4 separate regions of the Mus musculus genome follow, and all the other regions are linked to region 3. The links are chromatin loops, found by intact Hi-C in ENCODE. Cell type or tissue: heart. All regions are shown on one strand. Each heading gives the region's core, and the rest is flanking DNA. Links, peaks and the distances in the headings are about the cores only.

Evidence for each region. Hi-C counts contacts between places; a loop is a spot of excess contacts. Peaks named below come from ENCODE experiments on the same cell type or tissue, not always from the same donor. Only the 100,000 strongest peaks of a DNase experiment are listed, where the experiment ranks them.
Region 1: it touches region 3 in a loop (2.4-fold over the local background); 10 of 42 quality-filtered maps call a loop at or near these places.
Region 2: it touches region 3 in a loop (2.8-fold over the local background); 10 of 42 quality-filtered maps call a loop at or near these places.
Region 4: it touches region 3 in a loop (6-fold over the local background); 10 of 42 quality-filtered maps call a loop at or near these places.

The regions. Positions count from the first base shown.
Region 1 is chr4:119,669,501-119,676,931 of GRCm38, reverse strand. No RefSeq gene overlaps it. Among named protein-coding and RNA genes, the nearest start is that of Guca2b, 14 kb to the right of the region's middle. In heart, for the core only: a CTCF peak has its summit at 4,042 (motif pointing right); no DNase peak of the experiment used is centred there; H3K27ac peaks cover 774 bases.
Region 2 is chr4:119,658,808-119,666,238 of GRCm38, reverse strand. Gm35761 (a long non-coding RNA gene) reads right to left here. Exons shown (of 6, transcript XR_868074.3): 1 at 6,566-7,431; 2 at 6,007-6,117; 3 at 4,855-4,987; 4 at 4,146-4,189; 5 at 3,925-4,030; 6 at 2,479-3,485. It overlaps Guca2b (guanylate cyclase activator 2b (retina)), which reads left to right and starts at 7,294. Exons shown (of 3, transcript NM_008191.2): 1 at 7,294-7,431. The coding sequence starts at 7,384. In heart, for the core only: no CTCF peak of the experiment used is centred there; DNase peaks (open chromatin) are centred at 3,038 and 3,918; H3K27ac peaks cover 3,893 bases.
Region 3 is chr4:119,426,281-119,433,711 of GRCm38, reverse strand. All of the region lies in intron 1 of Zmynd12 (zinc finger, MYND domain containing 12), which reads right to left. Among named protein-coding and RNA genes, the nearest start is that of Zmynd12, 7.3 kb to the right of the region's middle. In heart, for the core only: a CTCF peak has its summit at 2,817 (motif pointing left); no DNase peak of the experiment used is centred there.
Region 4 is chr4:119,627,742-119,635,172 of GRCm38, reverse strand. Foxj3 (forkhead box J3) reads right to left here. Exons shown (of 13, transcript NM_172699.3): 13 at 6,054-7,431. Among named protein-coding and RNA genes, the nearest start is that of Guca2a, 6.3 kb to the left of the region's middle. In heart, for the core only: a CTCF peak has its summit at 3,975 (motif pointing left); a DNase peak (open chromatin) is centred at 3,922; H3K4me3 peaks cover 463 bases; H3K27ac peaks cover 3,413 bases.

The DNA.
Region 1 (7,431 bases), core at 1,687-6,686, 240 kb before region 3:
CTCCTCTCCTGGTCTATACACAAAGCATGAACCTCACCCAGGAAGAGAACAAGCTTGGTGAATGGTCCCCCCACACCTGCCCTCAGCAGCGGGTCAGACCAACAGGCAGCACTCGTGGAGGCTTCTGGTCGGGTTAGCATGCAGAGCCACAGACATCCCTGGTTCTATTTACCCTGCTCAGCCCCCAGAAGACTTCTCAAGAGGCTAAGCTCTTGTGTATACGTGTATACTCCCCTGCAGTTCTCAGCATGCCCTGCATGGGCCTCAGGCCCAGTGGTCACCCTCCAAGGAGCGAGGTTTGGAATGTGCTCAAAGAACATAATCAGGGCTTTCTCCAAATATGCGCATAGAGCTACGGAAGCTGGGCCTCCTCCTGCCTCATCTCCACATGGGTTGCTTCCTGGGATGGAGCAGGGGGAGGAGGCTCCATTTTCTTGGCCTCCTTGCTGGTGTGGTGCCTCTCTGTCATGCGTGACTTTAAAAGGCAATATTGTTGGGAGTAGGTCCAGTGTGGGAGAAAAGCTGGAATCCAGGTCTTTGTGGGGTTCCCGAGATGTGGCCCCAAGCACACACATCCCAAGCTCCTTCCTTTACCATCTATAGGCCCCATGATACAGGAGACCAGGATGATGTCTGGGCTGAGACTGCCTCCTGGAAAGCCCACCAAAAAACAATTCTTTCCATCTCATCTCACCTTAAGAAAAAAAAAATCCAGATTGCTAAAACAGAGTCCCAACTGGGCACTTGGCTTTTACACGGGGCTCATGAAACTGTCAAACAAGCCTATGGAGTACCTGCTGTAATGAACTTCCTACCCACTTTACAGATGTGGACACTGAGGGTCCTGTGTTCCTTACCCAAGTGTCAGAGCTCAGATCCCAGAGCCTTCTGTAAAACTGTATACGCTTTTTAAAAGGCAAATCAGGAGGGCTGCAGAGAAGGCTCAGGGCGTAAGAGTGCTTACTATGCAAACATGAGGATCTGAGTTCAAACCTCCAGTACCAGTCCTTAAAAGTCGAGTCACAGTTGTGCATGCCTACAGCCCCAGCACTGGGAAGCTGAGACAAGTAGGTCCCAAGAGCTCGCTGGCCAGGTGAAGGACAAGCTTCAGGTTCAGGGAGACACTGTCTCAAGGCAGAACAATGGGAAGTGATAAAGGGAGACACCGCAAGGTCTCTGACCTCCAAATGAATGCAACAAACACACACTACCATTACCACCACCACCAACAACAACAACAGCAGCCACATATCACACCTCGGGAACTCAGATCATGACACCCACTACTTAATGGGTACGCTGTGCCCTGCCAGCCTCCCCCATCCCACCCACAGCCTCCTCATCCCACCCACAGCCTCCTTACCAGTGCTCCAGCATCATAAACCACATGTCCCTCTCCTCCCTCCTCCCTCCTCCCTCCTCCCTCCTCCCTCCTCCCTCCTCCCTCCTCCCTCCTCCCCCCTTCTTTGTGGTTTAAGAAGCCTAATCTAGTAAAGTGTTGGATTGCATTTTCATTTCGTTTTTCAGGTCCTGTCATAAGGGAGTGATACCTTACAAGGGATTATAGAAAACAATCTCTCTCTCTCTCTCTCTCTCTCTCTCTCTCTCTCTCTCTCTCTCTCTCTCTCTCTCTCTCTCTCTCTCCCTCTCTCTCCCCTTCCCCCTGCCCCCTGACCATGAGGTGAAGACACTTCCTCTACCCCAGGCCTGAAACTACTACTATCTACAGCAACCCCCATCACTATAAGTGGAACTCCTTTTTAATCATTACCACTGTCACTCTGTTACAGTGACAGAAAGCTGGCTACTCGGTCCCTTCCACCTGCCTTGGGATTGTCACTCTAAAGTCACTTGCTGGCTGGATCCCCCCCCCCCGCCCCTAACTGCTGACCTCTGACCCCTGACCTCTAACCCCTGACCAGATCAAGCTGGGGCCATAACTTTCTCTCTTTGTCAGTGTGTCCTGGATTTTGTACTACCATGGGTCACTATCTATGTAACTGCTGAACAAAAGAAATATCACAATGTAGGCCAGTCTACACTCTCTAGTCACCATATTTTAAAATTGGTAATGAATGATAACATTGATTTTAATGACTTACTGCATTGATATGTGACCCATAAGAAAACTACTAATGAGCTCGCTTGTTTGCACTCGTTCCAGTGCAGTGGACCTTCGCACAGCCACACACTGAGAGCTCCACAGCTGTGCCGGCCGGTGCCTTATGGACTGAACAGTGCTGAGTTGGTCCAATCTCATTGTCCTAGTCAGGGTTACTATTGCTATGATGAAACATCATGACCAAAAGCAAGATGGGGAGGAAAGCATTTATTTGGCTTACACTTCCAGAGCACAGTCCATCTTTGGAGAAAGTCGGGACAAGAACCTGGAGGCAGGAGCTGATCCAGAGACCATGATGGGGTTGTTTCTCATGGCTTGCTTCCCCTGGCTTGCTCAGCTTGCATTCTTATAGAACCCAGAACCACCAGCCCAGGGATGGTACCAGCCACCATGTTCTGGGGCTTCCCCATCAATGACTAATTAAGCAAATGCCCCAGGATTGCCTATGGCCTGATCTTATGGAGGTACTTTCTCAGTTGAGGCTCCCTCCCTTCTGGTGACTCTAGCTTGTATTAAGTTGACATAAAACCAGCCATGACACTCTTATCCCCAGGGAGATCATACGTGGCTATATTTTGAAGATGCCACTGAGGGGGTCCCTGCTACTCATTTTGGTTGACCGAGGAACCTGCCAAATGGGAGAGAAATTTGTGAAAAAACACAAACGTCTTAGAAATTTTAGTCTACAGCGGGCTCTTCCCTAGAGACCCAAGTCCACGGAGACCGGCAAAGAAGGATGTTTTTATGCTCTTTAGACTGGAATGATGGATTCGCAGAGGAACGACGGGACAAAACCTGGAGCAGGACAATGAGTTCTAGGGGCGTGCCTGGCGGAAGGATGAAGGACAGGGAGAAATGGTGAGCTCATTGGCTTCTTCAGGCTGGCCGCTGCACAGTGCCAGGCCCTGGAGAAGCATGCCATCATCTGAACACAGTGGGCAGGACACTCTGATTACTGGAACCCAGAGAGTCAGACACTCACCTGCTCATCTGGTCACTCTGACGCCACTTGGACTTGTCATCTCTGTGCTCTCCACTGTCCACCGGGCCACATCCCCATAGTGACGAGCCAGCGTTTAGCCACCAGTCCAGCAGAAGTCCTCAACAGACCGCCAGGCCAGGAGAAAAGGACTCTGGCATCTGCCTCTTGGAGGCAGCCAGGAAGCCAAGTGGCACGTGCTAGTGTGCTACTGTGGTACATCACTGGTATACCAGAGGACTGGAGGGTAAGGCCCAATTGTTTTCTGTCACAAAGCATTTCTAAGCATAGTTTAAAAATCTCCTCTCATGGGGCTGGATTGCTCAATGGTTTGGAGACAGTACTGCTCTTCCAGAAGACCTGAGTTATGTCCCTGGCATATGCATAACACATACACATCACACACATACATACATACATACATACATATATACATACATACTCACATGTACACACACTCTCACATATACACACGTCACACACATACAGACACACATACATACCCATTCACACACATATACACACACACATACACACCCACAAATACACATACATACCCACTCACACACATGCACACTCACATACACACACACTCACACCCATACACACACACACATACACACTCATATAGACACATAAACACACTCACATACACCTCACACACTCACACACATACATACCCATAAACATACATACACAAATACAAACACATACATACACACACACACAAACAGAGGGTAATTAAAATTAAACTACATAGTTTAAACTCTCCTCTCAAGTTCATGCAAGAAGTGCAAGCTCACAGATGTGAACCAAACCACAGGCTGACTGGTTTGCCATCTGTCTGAGCTGCTGCATCTTGCTTAAGACAGCTCAGCCTCCTGCAGAGAAAACCTTCAGGTTCTGCCCGCAGCAGCAGCACCACCACCACCACCACACACCTGCCTCTCTCCGCTCTTCCAGTAGATGGCACAGCTAACTGATTGCATCTACGAGCTGTGTGTGCCTTTCAACACTACCCAGCCAAGAGGGGGGGGGGGGGTCAAGGAACTCGCTTCACTATCTAAAAGGCCAGAGCAATGGAAACAGGGCTGAGATTAGAAGGGCTCTGCTGCTGATTCAAACCCTTCGGGGGACATACCTACACACAAGCTCTGCCCCTGGTCTGTAAAAACAAACCAGAAGTGCCTAGTCTGGGACTTGGCCTATACTGGGGATTTCATTTCACTTGATTTTTGTCTTGTTTGCGTTTGTGTGCGCACGTGTGCCGCAGCACCTCAGGCCATGTAAAGGACAACTTGCAGGAGTCCATTCTCTCCCTGCACCGTGCATCTTGGGGATCAAACTCCGGGCATGGGCTTGGCAGCAAGCGCCTTCCCCTGCTGAGCCTGTGATACACCAGTTCTGTACATTCCCTTTTTAAAGCAGTTGCTTAAGAGGCAGCTGGAGTTGGAGTCTCCCAGGTCTTCAACAGTCAAGCCCCTCTCTCGTCACAGGCTCTTCAGTTTTCACAGCTTTCTGGGAAATAATTTCTATACAAGCCCCAAAGTTAGCCAGAGATAGACTGTAGTGAGGCTTTGCCACCGTCTCAGTGCTGAGCGTATCAAACTGTCTCACACATCCTCAGTCCCTATGGGATCCTTCCCTCTCTCCCCACCCCAGGCAACCACCATCTGCTTTGCATCAGGGAGGATCAGCTTGCTCTTCATCTAGGCTATTAGGGAGCTGGGCAAACCTGCACTTCTAGCATTCAGTACAAATATTTTGAGACTCACCCATGAAGCACCCATGTTCTTTTTCATTGTCTAGAAGTATTCCACCGTGTGACTATACACAAACTTGTTTATCCATTCATTTAAGGAAACAGATAAAGCCACAAAGAGGACTTAGGCTCAGCCTTTGTGCAGACTTGGCTTTGCCTTCCTCTTGGATAGATGCTAGGAGTACCCAGGAGACAGTAAGGACAGGGATGGAGAGATGCCTCAGTGGGTAGGAGCACTAAGTGCTCTTCCAGAGGACCATGGTTCACTTCCCAGCACCCACACAGCAGCTCATACTGTCTGTAACTCCAAGATCTGACACCCTCGTGCAGATATACATGCGGGCAAGACACTGGAACACATAAAATAAAATATTTTAAAAAGAAAGAAAATATACATTTAATGTTCTAGCTAAGAATTGATAAGCTGCTCTTTGGGAGACCAAACGTCTGTGCTGTTCCGGGAGCATGTGTGAGTTCTAGTTGCTCATACCCATGTCAACACTACCCAGCTCTGTCCAGTTGTGCTGTTCTGTGGGTGCGTTGCACCCCGAAGCGAGGTTTGTGCTTGTGACCGTCTCATAGCCAGAACCATCTTGGAGGAGGAGAACTAAACAGCCTCTGAGAACTGGGGCAGCAACACTCCTGGAAAGAAGGACATTTCAGTAGGGAGCCAGCGGTGCTGTGCGGAGGAGGGCTCCAGATAAGGGTCAAGCATAAGGCAGTGATGTCATATGCTTCAGAGAGAAGCTGAAGACAGGAGAGAAGCCTGGTGCCACTCACATGCAGAGAAAAAAAAAACCTGGATGGTGTGCTCACGCCAGCCTTTTCTGAGCCCCTCACCCTAATGCAGTAAGGGTGCCATTGAGACATCGGGTTGTAACTGCGGTAAGCTACAGTTCTATGACAAGTCCACCCCAGAACACAGAACATTTAAACTTCATGGTAGTGCTTCACCTGTCAACCGCTCAGCAACATCCCTTCACTCCCAGTTTGCAAAGGGCTAAGCTGGTCGCCTGGTGCCTGAGGCACACAACCTACAAACTCAAGCCCAGTGGCAGACAACAAGCATCTGAGTGGGCGCAGGCGCCCTCTGGGCAAGCTTGCAGGCCTGGCACACTCTGGGCCTGCAGGCTGCACAGCTGGGGTCCTGTGGCTGCATCCATGTGTCTTCCCTGCTCTGGTGAACTGTCAGGAATGTCTGAGTAAAGGTGGCAGAGGTGGCAAGATATCTCAAGAGAGATGCTTGGAAGAGCCACGCGCCATAGCAGTGTGAGATCAGCTCCATATCTGGGGCCACTAACCAGTCCTTTACAGAGGGAGCTCCAAGATGTTGTGCAGTAGACACGGCTGTGGAACAAAGAAAAGAGGATCCTCTAATACATCCGCTGGCACTGGCACTGGCACTACCCAAATATGCAGATTTGGCAACCTCAAACTGAAAATCAAATATTAACCCCTTTCTTCCCTCCCTCAAGTTGCCTTTGTCCGCTATTTTGCCACTGTGATAAAAAATAATAATAATAAAAATAAAAGTAGCGAAGTCTCCTTCCTGACCACAGACTCCGCTCCTCCAAGCTGGGTGTTGATGCTGACAGACTTGGCAGTCAAGCCACCCCACTCTCCCTAGGCGGAGCCTGGGAGGGGGATTCCCAGCAGGTTCTGCCCGCCCCCCCTCTCTGCTGACACCCCAGGAGCCCGCTCCTCGGGGAAGCAGCAAATCTGCCTGCCTGTCAAGCCTCTCTCCAGAAAGCTACAGCATGAGGTGAATGCCAATGGTCCCCACCAGGGAAAGGGGTGGAAACGACAGAGAATTCTGCTTACAGTTCAGATTCAATATTTGGGAGGAATAATCCTGAAATAAGAGCTTGCCTGATTTCTCTCCCAGGCCCATGAATGCTTCATTAGCTGCTACTTGACACTGATGGCTTAGTCTGATTGGCTTTATTGTGGAGTTGGACTCTAAGAAGTCCCCAAGACAGAGCAATCAAGTTTCACAATGGTCACAACTGCAGATTTGACAGCATGCACCGCAGCTGTGCAGGGGAATTTGTGTTGCGGCCCCTCCTCCTGTGCTCAGTCTTGCTTGGCAACCCAGGCCCCTGACTCAGCAGCTAGTGGGTTTCCTCAACCATTCCGACCGGGTACTGCTGCACAAAGAACTTCAGACTCCAGGCAGCAAAGATACTATGGGTTGTGGGCATGGGTAGGGTCTCCTGGATGCTGGGCTCTCTGAGAAACAAGGAAGTAAACCTGAACCCCACAGATGATGGAGTCTCACTGTGGGTGGGGAATCCCACTAGAAATGGATATGATAAACACGGTGGGGTGGGTGACACTCCACTTCCATGGTAGGGCCGACATTGCTAGAATTCCCAAGGGGCACCTGGAAATGGCCCTACAGTCTGGGCTGGCTTTAAGACTAAACCCCAAAACAACCCCAGGCCTGAGACAGCAGCTGTGGCTGGAGGGGAAGCGATAGCTTCTTTCCCCTTCATTGGGTCCCCCCACTTCCTGAGCACCCCCACTCAGCATGCCTCAGCACCTGTGTAAGTCACCTCTGCCTCTGCC
Region 2 (7,431 bases), core at 1,021-6,020, 230 kb before region 3:
TGACATTTCTATCTCTGCTCACATGTCTGACGGGTGTCTCAGACTTAACGCTGTCAGAATGGCACCTGCTCCCCAATCTTCCCAGTTCTTCCTGCGTCTCATCTGTCAAGGGCAGCATTTGCTGTTTGACTCGGGATGACCTTAGCTTCGTCCTGGGCTCCTTTCAATCTTTATTCACAGGCACACAGAAAATCCCATAGACTCTGACTTCAAAGACTGGCGTCTAGGACCCAGTCACTCACTGTTCTCGCCTCTCCTGCCCAGGTAGCCACTGGTTCTGCAACGTGGCTCTCACTGCAGTTATTTGTCATGCCTCTTACAGCAAAACTGCCATTGGGAAATGCTTGTCATTAAACCATTGAGAGGCCCAAGTCTTCGATGCGCATGGCATACAGAGAGGATCGGTTTCTGGGAATTGTTTTGCAATTATGAAAATAATAACATTTTCTGAACAACCTCCATGTGCCAGGAAGAGCTGCACAGATGACTGTGGCTTCTGAGAGGCGAGGAGCTCCGGGGACTAAGCACACATTCATGGGGAGAATTGAATGTGTTTGTACACTCAGCGCTTCAGGTATTTGCTGAGCACTGATCATGTGCCAGGCATTGTTCTGGGAGAAGACAAACAGTCAAGTTATTAATTCTAACATCTTATGTCACAACAGAAAGATGTGGGGTGGATGGATGGGCGGATACGATGGATGGATGGATAGATGGATGGATGGCTACAAAGAGAGATAGACAGATGATGGATGAATAGATAGATAGACAGATGGATAGATAACAGGTGCCACAAGCAAATTCAGAGAAAGCTTTCAAGATGGGAGGGTCAGAAAGATCTCTCTGAGGGAGTGATCTTTGAGCTTGAGCAGAGAGCTGGGTAAAGAGCAAAGACCTGAGGTGAGAGAGCTTTGATGAGTTTTTACAATGTTCAGTGTGGTAAGAAAAAAGAGCCCCAGAGAAACTGGAAATAGGAGCAGACCTCCACATACTAAAGGCTACATGGCAAATTTAATAGTCTGTACTATACTAAATGGGGGGCTCTGCAGGCATTTCCTCTAGGATCTGGGATTCTCATGGTGCCCAGTCTCTCTGCTCGTATTCACTGCAGTACCTGACCTGCCAGGAGGAGATCAACAAGGTCAGAAATAGAAACCAAAGGCATTCAAGCAGGAAAAGGGAGAAATCACTTGTTCCTATTTGCGATGACATGATCCTAAACTGAAAAAAGCCCTAAGACCTCACCAGAAAACTCTTAGACCTGAAAATCACTTTCAGCAAAGCAATTAGACACTACCAGTATATAAAACTCAGTAGTTTTTCTATAAACTTTTCTATAAACCGAGAATGAATTCTCTGAAATCAGAGAGGGAAATTTCATTTGCAATAGTTTCCAAAAAAAAAAAAAAGAAAAGAAAAAGAAAAAGTCCCTAGGAGGTGAAAGACCCCCACAATGAAAACTTTAAGCTACTGAAAAAAGAAATTAAAGAAGACCGTAGAGGATGCAAAGAGCTTCCGAGCTCGTGGGCTGTCAGGATCAATGTCAGGAAGATGTTTGCATGACTGAGCCCAATCCAGACTCAGTGTAAGACCATGAAAATCCCAGTGGGATTCCACCGTGAACTAGAAAAAAAAATCCTAAAATTCATATGGAAGTAAAATCGATCCTTAGCAGACAGCAGCGCAGGAGGGACCACAATGCCTGATCTGGAATTATATTACAGAGCCATAGTAACGAGCAGTGTAATGCTGGCACAAAAACCAATCCAGACCAGTGAGCCCCATGGAGTGTCCAGCACAAAACTCATACAGTGAGAGATGCCTAAAGTTGTCAAAACATACACTGGAGAAAACTCAGCTTCCTTGGCACCGGGTTGCTGGGAAAAGTGAAACCAGACCCATCGCTCTCTTGCCCGGCACAGCAATGAAGTCAAAGTGGATGGGAGATCCTAATGGAAGTCCTGAAATTCTGAAACTGTGTGAGGACATGAGATGATTAAACCATTTTAAGATAGCAAAGGGGACTCCACCAGCACAGGAAATAATCCTAACAACCTGCAAATGGGGTTCAGATGGAAAAGGCTTAATTCATGAAGCCAAGATGCTTTTGCATCGACAACAGCCTGAGTGAAGAGACAGAGGGGGGGGGGAGCTATCTGCTCATCACATAGGGTATTAATGTACAGGAGAATGCACAACTGTAAAAACTGAACACTAACTAGGTGAACTCTGGAGGAGATATAGGTGGATCTCTGTGAGTTTGAGACCAGCCAGGTCTATATAAGTTCCAAGCTAGCCAGGACTGCATAGTGAAACCCTGTCTCAATACACGGGCACGTGTGCGCGCGTGCGCGCGCACACACACACACACCAAAATAAACCATTCTCATATCAATAAACAATCTAATGAGCTGAATGGAGATTTCTCAAAAAGAAATATAAATGGCCAATAAATACTTGAAAAAAGTGTTCCGTATCACTAGCCATCAGGGAAATGCAAATCTGAACTGTTTGAGAGTCTCTCACTCTAGACTCTAGGCTATGCTGTGGGGAAAGAGGAAGTCCTGTTCACTGCTCATGGGTGTGTGAACTGGTGCAGTGCTATGGCAGCCAGCATGTAGGCTCTTCAAAGAACAAGAACTGACCCACCATGGGACCCAGCTGTACCACTCACTCTTGAGTATATACCGAAAGGACTCTTCGTTGATGCACCGCAGAGATACACGTGTGTCCACTGTTGCAGCTGCACTGCTGGGGCAGTCAGGAAGTGGAAGCAGCCACAAGGAGAGCATAAGAACAAGGACACGTGTATATAAAGATGCCACTGTTAATAAAACATAATTTGATGTGTTTAGGGGGGGCATGGAAGCAAGAGGGTTGATGAAGCCCAAAGAGTAAAGAGCAAAATTTTGGAGCTCAAGTCAAAGATGAAGAGGATGTGCCCGCGGGAAGCCACGGCTGGAAGGAAGCGTGTGGATTGGCTGAGTGGGAAGTGGGAAGCTGTGTTTAGTTGGAGCAGAGACAGCCATGCTGTGACTCAGATCCTCATGGGTCATGCTGACTGATGTGTGGGGAAAGGCCAGCAGAGGGGTAAGTGTGGGCCCAGTGAGTCAGCTCGGGTGCTCACGGTGGCTCATTTCAGGCTTCAGAATTGCTTGGCTGCAGTGTCCCGTTGTTTAGTCAAACACCCATCCAGATGTTGCTCTGAAAATATCTTTATTTAGATGTGGTTAATATTGACATTCAATAAGCCTTCAGTAAAGCAGACTGCCCTCCACACTGGGTGGGGAGTGGGGGGCACGTCTGTCAGGCGAGACTCTTAAGAGCAAAGATTTAAGGTTTTCAGGGGAGAACTTGAGCCTGGGGAACGAGCCCAGGGCCTCCACCTGCAGTTCGGAATGCTGCCCCGGCTGAGATCTCGAAAACCACACTGCTCCTGTGTAGATGCTTCACGGAGAACGGCTGTCAGTCACTAGGAGAGACAGCTGCAAGATGGAATCAGGTCTGGGGTCTTCTCCCAGAAGCCACATACATATAAGGGTGGGAGGAGCAGGAGAGAAGAACTAGGAGAGACAGACAGACAGATGGATGGATGGATGGACAGACAGAGGCAGAAACAAAATTTCTCTTTAAGTGGTGTGTTTCAGGCAAGTGCTATAGAGCACACTGGTGCAAACCTGTAGTCCCAGCACTCAGGAGGCAGAGGCATGAGGGACTGTGAATTCCAGGCCAGCCTGATCTACATAGTGAAACTCTAAAGGAAAACAAAAACTATAAAACACAAAAGCAGACCCAGGCTCCCGGCCCAGAAGGTGACATTGACTGAGATGTGGTTACAGTGACATGTGTTCTGTCAACACAGGGTATGAGGGTCAACAGAGCCAAGCCAGGCTATATTTAACTGCTCTGTAGGGAAGAGCTCACCAGAGAACAGTTATCCAAGGTAGGCATGTGGATCGATCACACCGAGGAACTGGGCAGAGCTGAGTAAAATTAGAAACTATGACACCTCCGTGTGAAAGCATCCAGCCTGGATTTAAAATAGACACAAAGGCAACAAAGAATGATAAGAATTCACTACAGCCTTCGACAACTCTTAGCTGAATTGTCAACCTGTCAGTCTGCCCTACAGATTTCAGACAGACCTGTCTGTCCTGATAGTTCCACGAGCCAGTTCCTCAAAGTAAATCTAGGGAGGAAACATAACAGATAGATTGATGGTTGATTGACAGTCAGATAGAAGAACAGATCCTGTGGATACTGTTTCCCTGGAGACCTCTGCCTAACAGTGCTGTTACAATAATTTGTGAAACCAAGGACGATAGCTTGGATCTTGGGGAAGAGGTGAGGCCTGGTTGGTTAGAAGCTAAGGATATTCTGAATGCCAATACAATCGAATCATCAAATGCATTGAATTTGGCAAGTGAAAAAGAGATGTCGAGAAAAACCCCTTGAATTTTGACCTGCCCCCCCCCCGCCCCCCCCGGCACATGGGAATTTCATTAACTGTCATGGGAAAAGCTGTCAAGGTGGGCAGTCTCAGGGACTGAGCACATGAAATTTCTTGAAGCTGCATGACACTACCAAAGTAAGTGACTAGAGAAAAAGGATAGAGGCCCCAAGGACAAGTGCTGGTGGCCCTGTTGAGTTCTGACTTTAGGAGACAAGCAAACAGAGGATGGCTAGTCAAGGAAATGAAGAGATGGGGCCAGCATGATGTCAGAAATCTGGAAAGCCCATATACCCTGAGCCAAGTGGGCAAGAGCTCTGAGAGGTGCTCCTGAGGAAAGGGGGTGCCAGGAAGGTGGATGCCAAGCAGGGACTCAATGCGGGGAGAGGAGCAGCTAAACCTACAGAGGCACAGTGGTCTCCATCCTCATTTGTGTGAGTCTCCACAGGCTGGTACAGAAGTGGCTTTCCATGTGCATATGATGTAAGTGAGCTGGTCAGGTTGGCAGTGAGAATTTGCATCAGTGGCCAACTTGTCCTTCATGGATGGTGGGTCATTTGTAAAGAGATTAGAAATGGGATTGGAAAGTTTGAGTCTTGACAGGCAGAAGAGGAAGTCGTGACTCACTCCCTGGGAACAATGGCTCCAGCTGGGATACCCAGTGGCTGGAGAAAGGAGGGCAAGCCCCACTCTGGGACCTTCACACTCTGAAGGCTGGCTCCTATCCTTGGATATGGTGGTCAGTGGGTTGAGCTTGTCCCATGGAAAGAGTGGGATGGTAGCTCATGACAATTGCAAACACTGAGGAACCCGTCATTTTTCTACAAACCGGGAGCTAAAATCTCAGAAGTTCTATCACTTATCTGAGGTGACATGACTTAGGAAACCCAGTGCTCTAGATAGAATGGCAATGAGTCCAGCCTAAAAGGCTGGGAGTCCAATCTGTTACCCACCCCCCCCCCCAGGTTCAGAAACAGGGCTTGTCTGGGAAGATGTCATGGAGAGGAACGGGTGGTGAACCCAATCCCCTGGGCATGTGCTGGAGAAGTGATCTATCTGGGGACAGGGACAGACAGTGGTTTCCTGGGACAAGGGCTGTTAGTTCCCACAAACACTGTTAGGTTACTAATTGTGTTATTGACTTCAGTGGTGAGAAAACAGTCGTGGAGGGTAAGGAAGGTTGCATGATGGATAGTAGCTGGAGTCTGGGCCCAAGCCCATGTCCCCCTCCTTGCCTCTCTGCCTCGCTGCCTCGCTGCCTCGCTGCCTCCCTGCCTCCCTGCCTCCCTGCCTCCCTGCCTCCCTGCCTCCCTGCCTCCCTGCCTCCCTGCCTCCCTGCCTCCCTGCCTCCCTGCCTCCCTGCCTCCTGCCTCCCTGCCTCCCTGCCTCCTGCCTCCCTGCCTCCCTGCCTCCCTGCCTCCCTGCTTCCCTCCCTCCCTGCCTCGAGCTTCTTTCACTGTAGCAATGAAGGCTGAGCACAATTAGAGGTTCCAGACAGAATACCAGCCTGTTGCTACTACTCCCCAAGAGAGTCCAGGCAGAGAGCCTCGTCATACCTTGCATTACTCATGATCAAACATGTGAGCCACTGTTATCTGACGGTTATTAGCATCTTAGAGAGAAGAGAGTGTGAGACTCCAAAGACTCCAAAGAATAAAGGCCGAAGTCTGGATTCAAAACAAGACATAAGAAACTCCAAAGTTCACCGGAGACTTTTATCTGTTTCGACGTAAGATAAGCGTGGATCTAGGTGTTCTGGGCAGATGAAGTGTATCACACATGCAAGAGCAGGACAGGCCTGAAGGAGCATGTTCTTTTAACCACCAATCTGAAGGACTATAGGTGCCCAGGTAGGCTGTGGCGGTTTCAGCTCAGGCTCATGCTGGGATACCTGCCACGTGTCAGTCTGTACCAGGGCCAGCTGAGTCCCAGCAGGACCACTGTTCAAAGTAGCTGGACCTGGCCATGGTGATAACCCCATCAGAGAGACTTGACCCTCTTCTCCCTGCTCCAACCTTCACCCATTGGGGAGGTGCACTGTGAGATTAAGGGACCTGTTAGAGATGAGTCACCCAGAGAATGAAGGTAAATTCAAGGGACTGGAGCCCATCTTACCCACAGCTACCTCTGTGGGTGGCTTCCGATAGACGTGTGTGACCCGAGAGTAAAAGAAAACCTCAGTCAGACTTGATGTGACACCCCAGGCTCACACAGCAGCTGCCACAGCTCTGGCACTGAACCCTTGTCATCTCCTAGGAGATCTGAGCTCTTTCTTCCACACCATGTTGACCTGCTGGCTGCTGAGATATCAGTTGATATGGTTATACTCACTTGTTCTTGGGTACACATGGGAAAGGGCAGGCAAAGGCTGGTTACAAGGCTGGTCTTTCCGCAGTTCTAGACTCCGTGCAGGATGCTGGATATGGGAGAAGTTAATACTGGAAAACTCTGAAGTCAACTCTGTGTGCCCTCCTTGCTCTGAGCCATCTGCCTGCAAGTCAAAGAACCACAAGCTGACCTGGGCTAAAGACACAACTGAAGAGTCTGTTTGGCCTGAGGCAAATCACTTTACCTGATATCACTTTCCTGATCCATCACCTTTCCCCTCCTCCTGGTGTGGAGGAGAGAGTGAGAAGTGAAGTGGTCCAAGGTCTTCCCACAGAGCCCTATTCATGCCAGGCCCTTGGCAGACCATGTTCCCACAAGCTTGGATTCTTCTTCATCATCATCATCGCCCCTATCCCCTTCCTGGAACCAAGTCAGAATCTGTCAAAGAGCCAGGCCTCTGTCAACCCCACCCCAGCCAGACAGTTAATAAGTGACCAGAGCTCTGGACCCTGGCCTATAAGGGGCTGCTGGCCCAGAGGCAGGTGGCAGGCAGGTGGACAGCAGAGGAAGCAGGAACCCAGAGGTGTGAGCTTGGAAGCGAGGCCATGTCAAGAAGCCAACTGTGGGCTGCCGTCGTCCTGCTGCTGCTCCTG
Region 3 (7,431 bases), core at 824-5,823:
CCTGGTCTATAGAGCGAGTTCTAGGATAGACAGGGCTACACAGATAAACCATCAAATGAAATAACTAAGTATTTTAAAAGTTTAATCTAAAAAACAGTGCTGCAGTGTGACCCAGCTATACCACCTCTGGCACACACCTGAAGGACTGTAAGTCCACATACCCACAAAGGTTTTTGTATATCTATGTTTGTTGCTGCATGATTTACAATAGCCAGGAAATGAATCCAGCCTAGATGCTCATTAACAGACACATGAATAAAGGAGATGTAGTATGTCTACATAGCAGAATTTGATTTAGCTGTAAAGAAAAATGAAATTATGACTTTCTAAGGAAAATGGATGAGACTGGAGACCATTATGTTAAATGGAATGAGCCAAACTTAGGAAGACAAATAGTGCTTTTTCTCATATCTGTAATGCATACTTAAATACACACACACACACACACACACACACACACACACACCATAAAAGTGGGACAGTATGAAAGAAGAGGAGGATATCTAAAAGGAAGGAGGAACGACAGAGGGTGATGGGCTATATATCATGAAGCAGAAGAAACTATTTGAGGTAGGGAAGGGGACCAGCAGGAAGAAAGGAAGGGAATGGAGGGTGGAAGAGGGCAGTGGGTGATATGGAAAAGGACAAAGTAAAATGTGCACATGTGTGTGTGTGCATGTGTGTATGTGTGTGTAATATCACAAGAAAACCCTTTTTGCATGCTAACCAAAAAAATTATTTAAAACCAAACAAAAACTGTTGGGTTTGGGGGCGGGACATGTGAAGGAATCTTTTCTATAGTCACCTGCTCATGTATGTACGCTGTGCCTCATCTGTTAAGAACAACAAAGACAACCTTACTTTGTTCTAAGGTTGTCTGAGGACTGAAGTTGTTGGATTTGAGAATCTTTTTCTTGGGGAAGGGAAAGGAATTGTCCTATCATAAGGGTCTAAAAAAGACTTCATAGACATGTTTTTCTTTTTTCTTTTTCTTTTTTCATTTGGTTTTTCGAGACAGGGTTTCTCTGTATAGCCCTGGCTGTCCTGGAACTCACTTTGTAGACCAGGCTGGCCTCGAACTCAGAAATCTGCCTGCCTCTGCCTCCCGAGCGCTGAGATTAAAGGTGTGCGCCACCACGCCCGGCTTTAGACATGTCTTTCTATAGTCAGTCTCACGAAGAGTACCACTAGCAATGTCTTCAGACTTGCTGGGGGATGGGGCAAGCATTCACAGACTGCACTGGGCATGCTTTCTAGTCGCTGTGATGTCGGAGATGCTCTTGAGTGTAACTACTTGACTCTGAAAATAAAACAAAATCTGATCATGTTAAAGTTAAGAAGGTAGGAAAAAGTGAGAAGGTATTTTAAGCCCCAAAGCCAGTGTCTTTAGTGTTCTAGAAAGGATAGTAACAATTTGGTGTAGACTGTTTAAAATACATGTATTTTTGTTGGTTGGTTGACAAGGTGCCACTCTGTAGCCCAGACAGGAACTCACAATGTAGTTCAGGTTGGCCTTCAACTCATGGCACTCCTCCTGCCTCAGCTCCCATGGCATGGGGGTCTAATGTCTGCATCCTGCCCTGCTAACGCTTGTTTATGTCTGTGTTTGCAGTCATTCTAATGGATTTGACAGAGTTTCTCTTAGTGGTTTCAATTTATATTTCCCCAATGACTAACGAGCATTTTTTCCTGTGCTAATTAGTCATTTTTATATCTTCCTTGGGATGAAGGTTTATTTAAATCCTGTGTTCTTTTTTAAAAATGACTGGATCTTTTTACTGTTTTTAGGAGTTCAAAATATATTCTGAATATAAGACATTTTTCAGATTATGATTTTCTCCCATCCTATGGGTTTCTCCTTCCCGTCCTCTTCTTCTTCTTCTTTTCCTTTCTTCTAGGCAATATTTATTTGTTTGTTTGTTTGTTTGTTTATTTATTTATTTATTTATTTATTTATTTATTTTTGAGACAGGAGCTGTCCTGGAAATCACTATGTAGACCAGGCTGAACTTGAATTCATAAAGAACTGCTTGCCTCTGCCTACTAAGTGTTGGGATTAAAGGCAACAATTTTGAAGAATGGAAGCTCTACATTACAGAACCCTAGTCAGAGGGAACACTTTCTAATCATTCCTGATATTAAAACTGCTTCCCTTTATAATATCAAAAGATGTAACCCAAGAGCTCCTCCCAGACCCTCTGCTCTCCTGCTACCACCAGTAGTAGTGGGTCACGATAGTGTGTGTGTGTGTGTGTGTGTGTGTGTGTGTGTGTGTGTTGTGCTTCCTCTTGGTCCTTGGTACAAAAAGTTTCTAGCTCATGGGACAGTCTCTTTGGCACCAGTATCTGCTGGTGTTTTAATCTCTCAGTGATCATACACTTCATGGTGAAAAAGAAGTTGCCTCCATCAGTCAGGGACACAGTGACCTGGAAGGAATGTTCAGTCCTGAAGAGTACCAACCCATTCACAGGCTCACAGTGTTCAGGGCTGGTGGAAAATGGGGTAGGGCTGTGTCTAACAGTGGCTTTTTCCACAGAAGCAGTCTGGTACTCCTCAGACCACTTCTTTTCCACAGCTCCCAGATGAGGGCCACGAGAGTGTGGTCGGTGCATTGCTTCTTCCATTCTTTATCGTGCTGTGGGGATCCCTGGTGACTGGATTTCCAAACACTCGGTTTGTGTTTCTGGCTGGAACAAGTGCAGTCTCTGTGGCTTGGTGATGTTAGGTGAGCTTAGCCACAGTGACTCCATCTCACCTGTGCCAGCCCTGGAGGCCACCAGAGAGTTCCCAACACTGCCCTCAAGTGGACAGGCCTGACTACTTCCTGACAGTTCCTCCCACACTGCACTCAGTCAGACTAGATGTCCGGAGCATCGTGCTCACGTTCTCCGCAGCACTTTTTTTTTTTCCTTTTTTCTTTTTTTAAAAGATTTGCTGGATGTGGTGTTTGTTGCACCTTTAATCCCAGAGGTAGGAGGATACCTGAGTTTGAAGACAGGCTGGTCTGCACACAGAGTTCCAGGACAGCAAGGGCTTGTCTTGGAAAACAAACAAGAAATTAAATTTTGACGATGTCTAACTCACCTAGTTTCACTTTGGTTCCTTTGATGTCAAATCTGAAACTACACGAATTTGCGATTAAGTTTCCTTCTAACTGTCCACAGTTTCATGGCTAACATCTATGTCTTTCGCATATGATTTTTTTTTTTTTTTGAATGAGGTGGAAGGTAAGGATCCAAGTCCATCTTATTCCACGTGGATGTCTGCTTGACTCAGCACCATTTGTTAAAGGACTATCTGTTCTCAGTGAACGCTTATGGGCCATCATAGCTTCTCACTCCTGTACCAACCTTAACACAGTAGGTAGCACTGTAGGGGCTGGAGACGTGGCTCATCAGTTAGGAGCACTGGGTTCAATTCCCAGCACCCACATGGCAGCTCACAACTAACTCCAGTTCCAGAGGATTCGTGACAGCAGACATGAATGTGGTACACACACATCTATGCATGAAAGAAAAATACCCATATGCATAAAGGAAAATAAATCTTTAATAAATTAGTTTAGCACAGTAGTAAGTTTTGAAATTTCCATATGAATTTTAGAGTCAGCCTGTCTAAGCTGGAATTTCAGATGGACTCAGTGGGACTGCTCTTCCAAAGGTCCTGAGTTCAAATCCTAGAAACCACATGGTGGCTCACAACCACCTGTTATGAGGTCTGACTCTCTCTTCTAGTGTGTCTGAAGATAGCAACAGTGTACTTATTAATAATAATAAATAAATCTTAAATAATAATAAAAGTATTTCAGTGTCTTTAATTTCTTTCAACACTGTTTTGCTAGGCAGTCTGTGCTGCAACTCTTAACTTATGGCTCCTCTGTGTGAACTTCCCACCACCCCTAGAAGGTTATAAAGGTCGGGCCTTCCTTCTGTCTGGGTTACTGGTCAGAGATACCCCTGGACTGTTTAAGGATTTGGTCCAAAGAAGAAGGCTGTCTTAAGGCCGCATCATACTTACATGTCTATATATCATATCATTTCTGTCTAGTGCTTTCTCTTCCACCCCAGGACCCTCTCAGTATATTATTTATTTAACTTATTTAAGGGAATTACACCGGTTTTCTTTTTGGACTGGCCACTGCTTCATCATCTTTTATGGTATTTCAGTAAGTCATGCACTTCCTTGACTAAGTTTTTCTCTAATATTTTATCCTGTTTTGAATAAGGTGACCTTCTTAATTTCACTTTTGGATTGCTCATTGCTAGTTTATAGGAGTTTAACTACTCCTCCATACCCTGCAGTATTGCTGTGTTCATGGCTTAGTTTTAATATAATTTTCTAAGTTCCTTATGCTTTCTATATTATAAGCCTGTTAGGATCCTCCAGGGGAAATCGATGTTTATTATAGGAGTTGGTTCATGTGATACTGAGCACACAGAGTTGCACGATGGGTGCTAGAGAGATGGCTCAACAGTTAAGAACAGTTACTGCTCTTCCTGAAGATACAGTTTGATTCCCCGAACCCATGCTGGGTGGCTCACAGCCCCCTGTAACCCCATGTGCAGAGGGATCTGATTCCTCTGTACTCTGTGGACACCTGTTCTCATGTGCACATAGCTCTATACACACACACACACACACACACACACACACACACACACACACACACACTTGAAAAAAAATAAATCTTAAAGACCTGTAATGTTTCCTGTGTTGGAGAACCAGAAAAGCCAGAGCAGTAATTCAACTGAGACAGAAGGCTGAGACTAGCAGTTAGGGAGGAAGGAGAGGATCTACTTGTTTTAAGTCGAGAGCCCAAAGGCCCCTGAACTAGCGAGCTGATAGCCAAGAACAGGAGAAGACAGATATCCCAGCACTTAAGAGAGCAAATTACCCCTGTGCCATGCTAGGTTTAGACCATCAGTGGAATGCAGGGTACCCACTCTCTGTGGTGAGAATGACCTTGACTCAGTCTCCCAGGACAAATGCTTTTCTCTCCCACAAACACACCCCAAAACAAGGTGTTACCAACTATCCGACATCCCTTACTTCAGTCAGGCTGGCATACAGTCAGCCATCACGATGAGGCCATAACATCTGTAAATGAGGTTGCGTTACTCTTTCCAAGCTTGGCTGGCTTTCACTCCATCGTCTTGTCTAACTGCGTCCTGACTAGAACCCCTGCCCCAGTATTGAAGAGTGGTGGAAGCAGCATCGTGGGCTCACAGGTCTCATGCATGGAGAAGCTCGCAGTCCTCCACAGTAAGTATGGTGTTAATTCTCTGCTGCTCTGGACTTTTAAAACACTTTTTATTGATTCTTTGTGAGTTTCCCATCATGCACCCCAGAGCCACTCATCTCCCTGTCCCCTCATATCCACTCTCTGCCCTTGCAGCATTCCCACAAAATAAAACGTATACACAAACAACAAAAACATAGAAAACATCTCGCGGAAGCTGTAGCATGTCACAGCGTGTCCCACACTATATCCCTCTGTCCACACATCTTCACTTGCAAATGTTCATTGCAATGAGTCATTGCTCTGGGTTCTGAGATCGAAGGCTTCTATGACACCATCAATACTGGATTCTCATCCAGACTCCTCCTGGTTATCCTTTTATTGCCCGGTGTCATGGATATCCTGCAGCTTTGGGACAGCAGGACTGGCCCTTTCATGAGTTCCAACCATTTGCAGATGATATAGATTTTGAGGTGAGCCAATTCAGAGCCCAGGATCTGGGCCTGGCTAATAGCTGAGCTGGCTCTCCCTTATCCAAACCACCAGGGCAAGCTCTCTGGCACTGCTCCAGCTATGCCACCCAAAGCTGCCACAGGAAGGTGGCAGGATCAGCTCTTCTGCTCTCATGCCCTCAGGGTGGGTTCAACAGCACCCACACCTCCAGAGCCAGCTGCTTGGGCTGCCTAGTCAGAGTGCAGGCCCCAGTCTCCCAAGTGCTGCAGCCTGTGAGGGGCTGGGCCAGCTCTCCTGCTCCCACAACCCGCGGGGCTGGCTCAACTGTGCCTTCACCAGCTCTGGATTTTTTTTGTGTGTGTTGTGTCATTTTTATTTAGTAAGTAACAGGAATTCCTCCCACCCCACCCCCTGCCAAGTTTAGTATGATGCTAGATTTCACCCAATGGTTTTTCTGCATCTAGTAAGACTGTGTGTGTGTTTTATTCTGCTAGTATGGTGTTTTATATTGACAGATATATGTATATTCAACCTATCTTGAACTCCTAAAATAAATCCCAATTGCCTATGATGTCGAATCCTTCATATTTGCTGACAGGTTTAGTTTGCTAAAATTTTGAGAACTTTTGCATCTGTATTCATTGGGGATACTATTCTGTAATTTTGTGATATTTTATTTGGTTTTATTCCTGGCACAATATGGGTCTTATAGAATATAGAATATTATGAGTTATTTGTTCCTCTTTTTAACAAATTAAAGAATCTGTGTTCATTTTCCTTTAAAGGTGAAAGAATACACCAGCCTGTGTTATCTGGCTTTGGTTTTCCATCACTTGTTATGGATCCAGTCGGACATTGCTTCTTATGTCTGTTTGGTGCTTCTTAGGGATGGGTCTGTTTTTCATCTGGGTTATCTGATTTCTTGATATACAGTGTTCAGAGTGTTCTCTTATAATTTCCCTTATTTCTGCAAGGCCGGCAATAATGGTATCAACTTCAGTTTTGATTTCAGTAATTTGAATCTTCTTTTTCTGGCCCCTCTAGGTAAAGTTCATTAGCTTTGTGATTTTTTTTTTTTTCAAGAAAGTGATGTTCACTTATCCTTTCTATAGTTTTTCCTACTCTCCTTTTTATTCCCCTCTGCTCCTTCTCCTAGCATGTCTGATCTAATGCAGAGCCATGCATGAATGGGTTAATGAATACATTTTTTTTGTTTGTTCTTTAGATGGAATACTAAGTTACTGATCTGAGGTCTTTTCTACTGTGTACATTAACAGCTGTAAATTCATAGGAACTACAAAATCAATGATACCCTATAAGTATGGGTATATGTTGTTGTTTCCTTTTCATTTATCTCAAAGCATTTTTCAGTCTCCCTTTGGCCCACTGGATTTTAAAGAGTGTTATTTTTGACCTGATTGTAAACTTACCAAACTTCCTTCTGTTACTGGTTATGATTTCATTGCACCATAACAGAACCTACCTTCTGTGATTTTATTCCTTCCATATTTATGACCTAACATTGCACTGGAGAAGATGCACGTTCTGTTATTAGGGTGTTCCACAGACTTGGTTGGACCTAGTTAATTTACAGAGTTGCCCTAGTCTTACACTTCCTTAAGGAATATCTGCCTAGTTGTTCTATTCACTCCTGGACGTGGGCTATTAAAGCTTCCCACTGCTGTTACTGCCTGGACCATTCCCTGCTTCGACCCTGTCAGTTCAGCTCTGTGTACTCT
Region 4 (7,431 bases), core at 949-5,948, 200 kb before region 3:
AGGGACAACCAGCTACTGTCCCAAACCTGGCTGGCATTCAAGGTCAGCCCCTCCCCCCACCCCCAGGAGTATCTCATTCAACCAGGATCTCAAAGCACTACACTGGGGTAGGAGGGGATGCCAGGGCTCAAGCTCTACCCAGAGCTAGACAGCCCCCAGTGGCAGCTTCATCTGAATTCCGTGTCAGCTTCTGTGATGGAGACTGGTGAAAAGAACAGCTCCACCTCAGAGCTCGACATTTTCTAGCAACTTCCAGGGGCCCCTGAACCCCAGAGTTAAGGTTAAGACCATTTCTACTCCTTTGTGCTCTGGAAGCCTTCCCATGCTACTTAGAGCCACATAGCCTCTGAGAGGTTGGCAGCATAAGCTGCGTGCCCAAAGCTCAGACAAGGCCTGGAATGACAAGGCTTGGAATGGGGGGGGGGGGGGGGAGGGAGGAAGGATGCTTCCATGTCTAATAGAAATAAAGTGGCACGGTTTGTCCCCAGCACAGTTAACAACTGTGGCAGACAACTACTCTGCAATTGGCTGGGCCAAGCCCCAGTGCTTTGCAGCTATGGCTATCAGTTGTCACTGTCCCCAACACAGCTGGCCCTAACCTCAATGCTGGGAGTTGGGTAGTTCTACTTGATGCTGGGGTACCCTGGGCTTCTCCAGGAGACTGATACTATTCCTTCCAACCAACAGATCTGGTTTAAGGGCTGTGTCTGGGTGACCTCATCTGATTCCCATGAAGGCTGGTCCCCTACAAACTTAAATCCTCCAACAGGTCTCCTGCCTGTAAGCCCACAGGCCTCAACAGGGAACAAGGCCCAGAAAGAGCCTGGAGACACTAAGCCTGATCTGTGTGACCTAAAGAGGTGTGGTCTGCATTTTAGTTCAATCTGTGAAGCTTGTAAATGGGTTTCAGAGGGTGTACCAATCTCTGGTTGCCATGAGAACCCAGGAGGCCATAAATGCCTGACAATTCCAGTGTCTGTGAACCTCCTAACAGCTTTGGCAATGAGTGTGTGTGTGTGTGTGTGTGTGTGTGTGCGTGTGTGTGTGTAACTGTATGATCCCATTTTAAAGGGTGGGGGCAGTGAGCTGGAGCTCACTGGGGTTAAGAAACCATATCTTCCCAAGGCATGCACACACATGGCTGCTGACTGTGCACCGTAGAAAGGCACAAGGCCAACAGCACACGTGTAAACACAAGCTTTGAGCACCTTCAGCCCAAAGGGAGGCACAATTTTCAGATTTGCTGTCAGGTGGATTTGGTGACAACTCTGGCCATATAGCTATAAATTCCAGAACCAAATCCAATTTCTGAAATACCAAAGGAAAAACTGACCTTCCCGGGTGCCTCCTATACTTATTCTGGCATCACACAAACCTCCCCTTTGAGGGAAGAAAGAGAAGTGGCCCACCAAGAGTCAGCGATGCCCACTCTGCAGAGGAGAAAATGGGTGATCAGAATGCTCGTATCATACAGGAAGTGGCAGCTGATGGTGCCTGGAGGCCCTGGCCAGATTCCCAGTGCAGTGTCCCCTCCCCCGGGGCCCCACGCTGGTGGGCACTTTTCCTTGATACTTCAGGGGGGCAGCTGTGGAATGGAGAGGGTGTGTCTGCTTGTTTGCCCAGTCAAGTCATCCCCCTGTGGCTGGCCAGGAGGAGATGATGGGTACCCGTTTGCCATCTGTTCCCATTCACACACAGCAGCTGCCTCTTTTTCCTCCTCCTGGAGGCATCTCACTGAAGGCAGGACAGAGGTTCATCTCGAGTGCTTACCCTCATCACACGCATGTGCATACACACACCCTTACCCCTCAGAGGAGCCCAAACGAGACACAATGTTGATGGATTTTCACTGGACTCCTTGTGGGACGTGCTGGGAATAAAGCCTAGAGCTCAGGTCCCTGAGGCCAGGCTGTGCTGGTGGAAGTGGCATTTGAAGTGGCCTTTGACTGAGGGATGCAGACCTGGGAGCACAGGGGTGGGGGGTGGGGGGGGAGGGTAGCTTGTCTGGGCTAAAGCACAGCAGGGCTCCAACAGTACCAAGCTTGGGAATTTGTCTGATGACAGTGAGAAGCAGTTTAGGACCTTGAGAGAGCCACTGTGCATGAGGACATTGCAGCAGAGGACGAAGGCAGGGGGTAAGCTATAAGCCGTGAGCATACAGGATAGAAGGCAGTGCTCCAGCTCAGCAGGTACTAAGGGGAGTGTGGGGGAGGAGAATCGGCTGTTCGTGGCAACTTAGAGCAGAGGGAAGAAGGGAGAAGTTCCTTTGAATCTATCTATGTACAGTACACAGCTGCCATGCGCTTATCAGCTTCTCAACACCACTCTGAGGTGAAGTGTTTTGTTCTGACGAAAAGGAAACCGGAGCTCAGGGAAGGCAGTATCTGGCCCACAAAGAATCCTAGAACTGGGCTCCAAAGCCTTCCCACTGCCTTAAACATCACTTGTGCTGGCCACTCCAAATGACAAGGGATCAGTTTCCGCTAGGATGAGAAAGCTTGGGCAGGCACAGGTATTCATCTGCCATTTAGCCCAAAACAACACTACCTGGAAGAGAAGCAAGAGGGTCAACCCAGGCATGTGAGGAGAAAAAACACCTAGAGGAGACTCACAGGGCCTAACTGGGACAGCCCATGGGTATGCAACTTGAGCTGATGTGCCTAAGAGTCTACCTCCACTTTTTCTACCCTCTACCCCATAAGACCTGTCCTATTTCCAGTCCTCTGAGCTTGTGCTTGGATCCCCAGAACATATCAAAGCTGGATGGATGGTTTGGCAGCCTGGGAAGATGGGAGACTGGATCCCCAAGGCAAGCTGCCTAGCGAAACTAGCCATTACTAGTGAATTCTGGTTTCTGACTCAGAACCTGCTTCATTGACCAGATCTCAACCTGGGGCCTCCACAAGGATGTGTGCTCACATTAACATGCATCCACATCTGTGCCTACACAAAATAAACACACACATAAATGGAAAAAGAAATCAGTCAGTACTACTCAGCTTGCACAGTGACAACTACCCAACCATCACACTGTCTCTGTCTCTGTCTCTCTCTGTCTCTCTCTGTCTCTCTCTCTCACACACACACATACACACACACACACAAAGACACACACAGACCATTCCTGCCTCCTGGGCATCACTCAAGCAGTGGAAGGGAAGCTGAGAAATGTCCTTCGACATCGTTAACTTGTCTGGGACAGGAAGTTCCCTCTGACCTTTGGGGTGGGGGGAGCGGAGAGCAGAGAGGTGACATTCCACAACAGGGAGATAGGGACATGGGCAGGATCTAGGGTAGGGTGGGCTGGGGAGAGGGAGGTCAAAGGCTCCTGAGGACTGTTGTGAAAGAGGAAACCAGCCTCTACTGGAAACACAGACCAGAAAGAAGCAGATCTGGGCTGTCTTCCCACTCACAAGGCAGTGACCTTTGGGCTACCACTTCACCCCTCAGAGTGGCAATCCCCGGCAGTAAAAAGCAGATAATGGCACTGACCCCATGAGGTGGCTGGGAGTGCTGAGGCAGATAATGGCTGTCAAGTACGGGCAGGGAGCTGGCAAATGGTAGCAATAATCATAACACACTTGACAGAGCAGTGCATAGACACCCTCCAGGCCCGCTCAGGCTCACAGGCAAGGTGTGCCTGCCGAGCCACACCTGCAGCAAGAATGTCAGCTGAGGGGAGGGGGGGGGGACGGATGGACACATGACACGACGGGACGAGACGAGCTTCATCAGGGTCCAGCCAAGGCAGCAGTGGAGACCCCACATGACGTGTAGGCTGAGAACAGCAAGGGGGTCAGGCATCTCCAGCCATCAGTACTACCACACAGGGGAAGGGAACACAGACAGCGAGGGAAGGAAGGTGCCTCTTCCTCTCTAAGCTCTGGAGTGTGCTAAGGGGTGGCACAGCTCAGAGCTGAAGGAACCCTTCCAGAAAGGAGAGGCATGCAGCAGGCAGGGCTGCCCCCTGGTGATCACAGGCATTCCATGCAGCCTTTGCTTTACTGCTTTTAATGACTTTTAAAAATGATGTGTATGTGCAGGAAGGAGTGCACTGGATGCTCTGGGGTTGGAGCTCCAAGTGGCTGTGAGCCACCCAGCATAGGTACTGGGGAAGGATCTAGGACAAGTCCTCCAGAAGAACAGACCATGGTCCTGGCTCCCGAGCCACCTCGCCACCGCCTTGCCTCTATTTCCTAAGTTCCTCCCTCTACTCAGGGGCAGTCAGGAAGACTTGGAAAAGCACAGCGGTCTGCTGAGAACAGAGGTCACAGGCTATGAGGACTAGCTTTGGAATGCAGCCCTATTGCTGCTGTTATTACCAGCTCTGTCGCCACACCTGGCCCAGATGCTTTGTAAGGGGTTGGGAATAGCACTATCAGGCCCAGGGGGCTGTTCCCTAAGAGTGAATATGATGATCTATACCAAGTATTGGGGAGAACACTAAGTAGCTGGGGTCCACATTTGGGACACTGCCCTGAAATGGAACTGTAATCTGGTTTCGATTGAGCCAGTTGTTTTCCCATGGTGACTTGTCAATTTATCAGACCTAGGGAAAGGGAGAAGTAGTTCAAAAATTTCTCTTGAATTTACTATAAAAGAAACGAACATGCTGCCTATTCTGCTTGGTTGTAGCCTATCCCTACAGAAGAGATTGCAGACTTGCTTCTAAGGGCAGTGCACCCTACACCAGCCAAGAACACACACACAGTGAGATGTCCTGCTCACGCGATATCCCATCTTATACAGGCCCTCTAATGTTTGAAGTCTCTGTTCTCTTGCAGTGTCCGCTGCAGTTGCAGCATCCCTCATGTCTCCAAAGCTGTCCCCTCTTCCACACATAGTGCCACGATACCACTACGCCATCAGGTGACAGCAGATCAAGTTAGTATGTACAAGGGGATGAAGGGCGGTGAGGAGAGGAAAACTTGTGGGCGTTGGTTTTCTCCTTCCAGCACTAGTTAAGGGGTCTGAACTCAGGTCACCGTCAATCCTGGAAGCAAGTGGATTTACCTCGAGCCATCCCTCCTACCTGTGTACGGGAAGTCTGAACTGCTGCCACGTCAATGACTCTCCTCAGATTTCCCCAAGTAGCTGAGAGACTTGGAACAGGTTGCTTCCTTTACTGGGTCTGAATGCTCTCAATAAAATATGCTTGCAATAGTCATTTTTATAAGAAAACGAAGCGTCAAGTTTTGAATGCCCCTTCCATGAAGTCTTACTGAGCTACCATGGTTTGTTCAGGACTTTTTACACAGCTGGTAATGGCCATTTATAAAGAGCAGCCCTCAGAGTTGTATGTTAAAGCTGAGGAAAATATGCACGCCGCAGATTGACTGTGTTTCTGCCTCCACTGACCAGGAGAAGCACACCCTAGTCAGAAACTTGCCAGCAATGGGCAACAGGACACACACACACACACACACACACACACACACTTTCACACATGCTGAGTAGTACTGTCTCCTTGGCTTTGGCAAACCATGGAAGAGTTTTGGAGTCTACTCCACACACAGCCATCCTAAGTCTACAATTAGGTAAAAGGTGGGCGAGCTCTTCTTGTGCAGGTCTCCATGCTTCTTGCCTGGCAACTAAGCCTTTTTGAACCTGTTCCTACCTCAACCCACAACCCTCACTCTAGTCGAGCCTGAGCCAGGGTGTGGAGCAGCAGTGTCAGGGAGATGACCGCTGGCCTCAGGTCCTTTGGAGGGTGACCTGCAATGCCGTCTCTGAAGAGGCTTTCCTAAGCTACTGTTCCTCACCAGGGAAGCTTCCGGGGTGGCCTCCCCGGTCAGGTGCTGCCTGCTCGGCACCCCAGGCAAGTATGTACGCATTAAAGGTGGGAACTATGGCTTCCTCTTCTCTGACTTTCTCTCTGGAGAGCTTGCACAAGTGTCTGCTCAGGAAAGTGAGGTGCAGAAATTAAACAGCTTTAAGTTCAGTGCTAGGGCAGCAATGCCTGGGTCTCAAACTCCCGAGGGCTCCATGGTCTGGCCACTGGCTTCAATCTGGCTTCCTCAAGCAGCAAATAACACAGACCATCAGGCTGCAAATACAGTTATCATAATATATTTATTTTAAGTGCCATCCATGCATATCAATTCTGGCAGCGACAATCCTAATGACACTTGGAATATTTCTTTACAGCACTATACGGTTACAAAGAATGGGTGCCACTCACCATTGGCAGAATATGAAATCGTGCAATAGGAAAACTGTAGAAACATTAAAACACTTGACTGTCCAACAGCAGCACAAGAGCAGGTTGTTTCTGCACAAAAGCCAATGCATGTCACCACATATATACAATATAAGTATGTACACATCACCCTTTCAATGAACATATCAAAATACTCTATTCCATTTGAAATTATCCCAAGATCGATCCCCTCCCACTTCAAAGGACGTCTGAGACACATATTAAATATTTACAGGAACACACAGGAGTACATTTACATTTCAAACACTGCCACAAATGCCAGTCGGACTCTTCTCCTGGACAGAGCGCCCCATCTGTGTATGTATGTTTGTTAGTCCTTACCCCAAGTCTCCAGTTAATTTCAGCCCTAGAGAACTTGCTGTGTGTCATCAAATAAATCAGAAATGGCCACTAGAGGGACTCTGCGCCCACCAGGTAGCCTTCCCTGCCCAGGCACTCAGGCTTGCTGAGCCCCAGGGAAACAGGGAATCACAGAAGAGTGGTGAGTGGCCTCAAGTGCCATTCTTGGTCAGTTTAAACATTCATAAATATATCGATCACTGCAAATCAGTAATTGTCAAATGGGAAGTTAGCTTCACATAATCTGTAAATTCATCAAGCCATGCTGTTTCAGACTGCGATACTCCAACACCCAATCATTTAAAGTGCACACTGCTGCGGAGCAATCCTAGTCACAGAGCAGCCATTTTGGTGTCTAGAAAACAGAGACTTGAGCAAACTACTGAGGACCTCATTTTCCCAAGCTTTTTCTCTGCAGACAGCCATCTCATCTTGCCCAGTCCTTCCGAGTGAGGCCTGTTGGCTATTGGTTGAGAATCCTCTGTACCTGAGCTTCTTTCTCTCATGCCAAGTGGGGGTCCAAGCAACAGCGAAGCCCGAGGCTCTCCCTTCTTCCCTGCACTCCCCATGGCTTCCCAGGGATTCATTCAAGACAACACTCCATTAACACATACACAGATATTCTCATTCTCTCCCCGTGCCCCGTCTCTTTCATGATCTCTTGCACTTACACACACACACACACACACACACACACACACACACACACACACACACAGAAACCTTTGTTCCAGTAGAGATTACTCATCCACAGACTCGCTGAGGTTAGTCAATGTGATTAAGCACTGCTTAGCCCAGAGACACTAACAAGCAACTGGTGACCAGTTATTTCTTCTTGATTTGACAGAATCTATTTTCTCATTAAAATGGAT